Regions from separate parts of the Homo sapiens genome. Here region 1 is linked to region 2. The links are chromatin loops, found by intact Hi-C in ENCODE. Cell type or tissue: PC-9. All regions are shown on one strand. Each heading gives the region's core, and the rest is flanking DNA. Links, peaks and the distances in the headings are about the cores only. Region 1 overlaps LDLRAD3 (low density lipoprotein receptor class A domain containing 3). Region 2 overlaps LOC124902661 (a long non-coding RNA gene).

What was found. Peaks named below come from ENCODE experiments on the same cell type or tissue, not always from the same donor. Only the 100,000 strongest peaks of a DNase experiment are listed, where the experiment ranks them.
Region 1: a loop joins it to region 2, with 7 times the contacts of the local background. A loop is called at or near these places in 2 of 110 quality-filtered maps.

What each region holds. Positions count from the first base shown.
Region 1 is chr11:36,033,821-36,036,729 of GRCh38, reverse strand. It overlaps LDLRAD3 (low density lipoprotein receptor class A domain containing 3), which reads right to left. Exons shown (of 6, transcript NM_174902.4): 2 at 481-627. Among named protein-coding and RNA genes, the nearest start is that of MIR3973, 25 kb to the right of the region's middle. In PC-9, for the core only: no CTCF peak of the experiment used is centred there; a DNase peak (open chromatin) is centred at 1,629; H3K4me3 peaks cover 493 bases; H3K27ac peaks cover 1,679 bases.
Region 2 is chr11:35,892,654-35,895,562 of GRCh38, reverse strand. LOC124902661 (a long non-coding RNA gene) reads right to left here. Exons shown (of 2, transcript XR_007062655.1): 2 at 2,597-2,909. Among named protein-coding and RNA genes, the nearest start is that of LDLRAD3, 50 kb to the left of the region's middle. In PC-9, for the core only: no CTCF peak of the experiment used is centred there; a DNase peak (open chromatin) is centred at 1,252.

The DNA of each region.
Region 1 (2,909 bases), core at 193-2,692, 140 kb before region 2:
TCCATGCTGAATACTTGGCAGGATGCTATGCCTCATTTAATCATCAAGAAAATTCCACGGTGCTCTGTAAGATGGTCACCAGCATGGACTCTGGTGTCAGGCAGCCCTGGGTTCCCAAGTCCAATGTGCCACTTGCTGGTTTTAAGATGCTGCAGCCACATAACCTCTGGGATGCTCAGTTGGCTCGTACATAAAGCGAAGGCAAGGATGGGACTCCAGGGTAGGGATTAGTAGAGCCTGATGGTAAAACCTTCTGCTCTCTCAAAGCGTTGGCTCCACCACCACCAAGATCCCTGTGTCTACACAGAGCATGTGACTCTGAGATGGAGATACAGCAAAGAAGCAGGACTGCTGGCAAGAGGCACAAAACCACCAGCTTGCAGCAAGCAGAGTGTGCAGGGTCTAAGCCTGCTCAGGACCTGCTCCCCTCTGCCCCAGGATGGCTGCCACCCCACCCCAGCAAAGGGCCAGGCCACTCACGGCACTCCTTCTCATCACTCTTGTCGAAGCAGTCAGGCAGCCCGTCACACTGCCAGGCGCCCGGGATGCACCGTCCATTGCTGCACATGAAGTTGCCTGGTATGTTGCACTCATTGGTGAAGTTGTTCCCGGGGAGCAGCTGGCTCTCTGTCAGAGAGAGGGGACAGGTCAGACGGCACAGCAACAGCAGGGACCTCAGCGCCCCTCAACTGAAAGGTGTGTGGTTTGGTATAGGTGAGACTTCTGGTAGATGACTCAACCTCTCTGACCTTCAGTTTCCTCATCTGTGAAATGGACTAATAATCTGCCCCAGTCCACCTCCAGAGATTCTGAGAGGACTAAATGGAGAAATACAGGGAACAAACATACTTGAATGTCAGGCACAAAATGGGTGTTCACTGACTTTTTTTCTTTCTCCATCAAAGACTGGTTGTAAAATCCAAATGTTCTTTTCTGGCCATCAGCAGTGGTTAAAAATTAAAATTCTAGACAGGAGTGAGCACTGGACTCCCAATGTCTCCAACATTAGGAACTGCAAGATCTTTCCAGGCCTCACACTCTGTAGCCCTTACAATCACAGAATCCTTGAAGTTGGGCCAAGTTGGAAGGAATACCGGGAGATCATTTCACTCTAGGAAACAGGAGCCCAGACCTATAAAACCAACCTGCCTGAGGTGGCACAGGTAGAAAAGGCCACATTGAATCTTGAACTTGGGATTTGTAACCTCCAGCAGGGTCCCAAGGTCATGGAATTGCCTTTCAAGAGTTACTGGAAGCTGAGAACCAAGCTGCAAGTTCAGATTCAACTCCACTGAACATGGTCATAAAGTGCCAAAGCCCCCAACCCGAACAGCCAACCCTCAGGCTAGAAAGCAAAGAGAGAACACCAGTGCTGTGGCGGTGGAGGTGGGCAGGGTGCTGAGTTCATCTACCAGTAGACCCTGGGGGGAGATTTTCAAGGGAGCCAGGATCTGATCGATCTGACCAGTCTGATCCATTGTGATCAATGGCTGAGAGATAAGGAGCCATGTGAGTAAAAGAGTTTTGGGGAAAAGCAGGAAAAAAAAAAAAAAAGACCAGTCCTTCAGCACACCACAACTCCAGAGCTCCCTCCTGAGTCATTCCATAAGCATTTACTGGACATTTATGACCAGATACTTGTGCTATGTTCTAAAGATGCAGAGATAAAGGCTAGGGCTTATTATACCTTTAGGCTGGAAAGGCACACACAGCAAAATAAGAACAGGGATGTCTAGACCCGCCTCGGGGTAGCAGAAGAGAAGGTCCCTGATTCTCTTTCATAAACCTTGCCAAAGAGAAGCATCTCTAGATTTCCAGATCCCTAACATCATATCCTCCTACAGGCCACTATCCTTTATGCGTGCTGTTCTTTTTACCAGGGATGCCCTTCGGCCTGCTGGGTCTCCCAGTAAATCCATACACACCCTTCAGCAAACAAATATGTCGCCTTTCCTCTGACGTGTCCCCTGGCTTTTCCAAACACAGATGAGCACTAATTCTGTAGTCTGGTGATAGTACCACTGGGGTGATACTAAAAATATTTTATAACTAGAACAAGCGGGCAACAACCAATTGCAATGGACACCGTCACAGGCAAGCAACACCCCACCGGCCTTGTTGCATGGAATTTCCCTTGTAGACCATCTGCTGCATTATACAGAATTAATAACGCACATGCACGTTTCATTACTGAAAATGAGCTTTCATCGCTCACTGGAGAACTCCAGGAGAGAAACTACAATGAGGGGCTCTACCCTGCCCAACTGCCCACATCAGAATCCTAGAAATCTCCCTTGTCCCCTCCTCAATCTATCAACCCCTATATGTGGCCAGTCCCCGACTCTCCATTGCCACAGTTGCGACTCCAGCCAAAGCAGCCACCCTTTCTTACAGGGATTGCTGCACAGCACAACTTCCCAACTTGGCCTCCCTGCCTGCCAGCTTGCCCCTCTCCAACCCACTCTCCCCTCTGTGGCCAGAAGGATCTGTCTAAACACCAAATGAATCATTTCTTAACTTTAAAAGGTCATTGAATGGCTCCCTGGTGTCCTTAAGATAAAGTCAAAATTCAAATAAATCAAAAAAGATTCCGAGAAAGAGGGTAGCATCTACAGTGGATGTTGATAGACACACAGAGATAAAAAGTAAGCACCCTTCAGGTCTAGAGAACAGTGTCAGCAAAGACTCTGTGCAGGAAGACGTAGCCCAGAGCATGGAACAACATGGAATTCAAAAATCATGCAGCTCTGATTGTTAGGAAATGCAAAGGTATTATGCTACTATTTCTCCTATTCTGCTGCAATTTCTCCTATTGTAGTGCAAAGTCAGCCATCCCTAATTAATCATGATGCTCTGTTCCACCGAGCCAAGAATCAATATGAGACTCCCTCTCAAGACCGGACTCCAGA
Region 2 (2,909 bases), core at 210-2,709:
TAGTGCTATATAACAACTTACCACACACTTCACAGCTTAATGGGGGCCAAAATTCTGTCTACCACAGACACAAACACGGAAAAACAAAACTGGCTTCTGGAAGGGACTGAAGAACCCTAAAGACAAGTCTAGTCTCCCAAGGATAAAAAAGCAACTACCATTTTGATTTTGGAGATAAGCCCTACCTTCTCTCTTTTTAGATGTTCATCAGCTTTTCAATGGAATCTGAAATTTAAAAATTTGTTATAAATTCTTATGAAGACATAATCTGAAATTTTACGTTAAACTGGTTAAAGGTAACCAGGATCTAATAATTTGTCAAAGAGGATGAATATGGGATGCTTTTCTTGAATGCCTGAAACTCTTCTTAATCCAGAGCTTCTCTAAGTGTGGCCAGATGGTGGCTTGGAAATACCCATTCAGCGAGGCATGGTGGTTCACGCCTGTAATCCCAGAACTTTGGGAGTCCGAGGCGAGCAGATCATGAGGTCAGATCGAGACCATCCTGGCTAACACGGTGAAACCCCGTCTCTACTAAAAATACAAGAAAAAATTAACTGGGCGTGGTGGTGGGCACCTGTAGTCCCAGCTACTCGGGAGGCTGAGGCAGGAGAACAGCGTCAACCTGGGAGGCAGAGCTTGCAGTGAGCTGAGATTGTGCCACTGCACTCCAGCCTGGGTGACAGAGCAAGACTCTGTCAAAAAAAAAAAAAAAAAAAAAAAAAGCCCATTCATAGGGGCACCCAATGAATAAGAATTACTGGAATGAAACTGGAGTCTGTGTTTCTAACACACACTCCAGGTGATCTTTAAGCCCCCAAAATTTGACTCCCACAGCTCTCTTCTTTCCCCTGTATTACAGCAAAATGCAATCATCCCAAGTACCCAAAAGAGGTCTCAGACCATTGCCTTAGAGAAATGCAAGGAGAGCTAACAATTTCTAGCTCATGAGGATGGCCTGCTGACTTCCATGTTAAGTCAAGGGGTACCTCAAACTCTGGAGATGAGGACAGGAGAGTGGAGAGGCGAGGGAGTTAACATGGACAAGTGAGTGCGTGTTATGTGCAGGGAAGCAGGTTTTCTACTCACAGATAACACAGGTATGTGGATGGATACACAGTATGAATTTCTCCTAGGCTAGCCCGTCTGACTTCATAGATGGGGCTCTTCCCTTCTCCTGACAGTCAGGAGAGTTTTTTCTGTCCATCTCCTCTGAACTCTTGCCTCATCCCGGGAAGCAGAGCCAAGCCCTGAGGCAGCTTCGACCGCAGGAATGTCACAGGCACAGGTGTTTCTGGATTTACTGAACTCTTGCCTTGAAGCCAAAACAGCTGGGCTTACTGCAGCCCATTTATCCTGCTCCTTTTCTGCCCACTTTTCTCACTCATCTCTGACCCAAGGCTTGTGGTAAAGCACATCAGCATAGACTTGGGTGCAGGTAACAGCTGCCTGGAGGTGCCTGGGCATGTGTAAATTCAGGGCTGTCACCTCATTCCTCATTTAGGCAGCTGGCCAGCACCCGAGGGATTTTTCTGGATCTGCCAAGCACACATCTGAAGCTGAGAGCAGAGAGAGGGTAGGGGAGCAGGGAGGCAGCTGGGTGTTGAGGAAAGAAGGCTTTGAAAGCAACAGACCTAGACTTTGAACCCACACCTGCCACGTCCCGTATGACAATGGGCAAGTCACTTACCCTTCAAGGGCCTCATTTTTTATCGTTAAAATAGGCCTTTGACCTATTTCTTGCAGGTTTGTGTTGTGGATTAAGAAAAATGCTATGAAAGTGTTTGTTAAAATGATTGTCACATAGTAAGCCTTCTTTTTTGTTAGGGTCTTTTCTCCAATATTAAAAGCTTGCTTTGGCAAGTTACTTCTCCTCAGTGCCTCAGTTTCTTCATTTGTAAAGCAGGGACAATCATAGTATCTCACGGGGTAGTTGTGAGGCTTAAACGAGTTAATATATGCAAAGCTCTTTAGAACAGTGCCAACACATTGAAAGTTTTCAAGATGCATGAATTTTTAATTATATGCCTACTTACATTCACAACTCCTTTGGGGTCATAGGGGATGTTATGGAGAAGGCTGGAAACCTGAGAATCCAAGATAGGCCCAGTCTCTTTACAGCTGGAAAAGCAACTACCTGTCTTGATTCAGGCTGCTATAACAAAGTGCCATTGTGTTAGTCCATTTTGCATTCCTATAGAGGAATACCTGAGACTGGGTAATTTATAAAGGAAAGAGGCTTATTTGGCTCACGATTCTGCAGGCTATACAAGCATGGCACCCACATCTGCTTGGCTCCTGGTAAGGCCTCAGAAAGCTTACAATCATGATGAAAGGCAAAGGGGGAGCAGGCGTATCACATGGCGAGAGAGAGAGAGGAGGTCCCCATCTCTCTCTTGTTTTTTTTTTTTTTTTAAACAACCAGAAAGATCGCATGTGAACTTATTATTGTGGGGAGGGCATCAAGATATTCATGAGGGATCCACGCCCATGACTCAAATACCTCCCACTGGACCCACCTTCCACATTGGAGGTCACATTTCAGCATGAGATTTGGAAGGGACAAACATGCAAACTATATCAGCTGTAAACTGGGTGGTTTATAAACAACAAAAATTTATTTCTTGTGGTTCCAGAGGCTGCAAGTCCAAGCTCTGGGCTCCAGTATGGTCAGTTCTAGTGAGGGTCTTCTTCCTGGTTGCAGAGTGTCCACTTCTCCTTGTATCTCCACATGGCAGAAAGAGGGAGGGCAAGAAAGTTCTCTGGGGTTCCCTTTACAAGGTCACTCATCCCATTCATGAGGGTTCCACCCTTATGACCTAATTACCTTCCAAAGGACCCACCTCCAAATACCATCACATTGCAAATTCGATTTTAACTTATGAGTTTTAGGGGGACACTAATAGTCC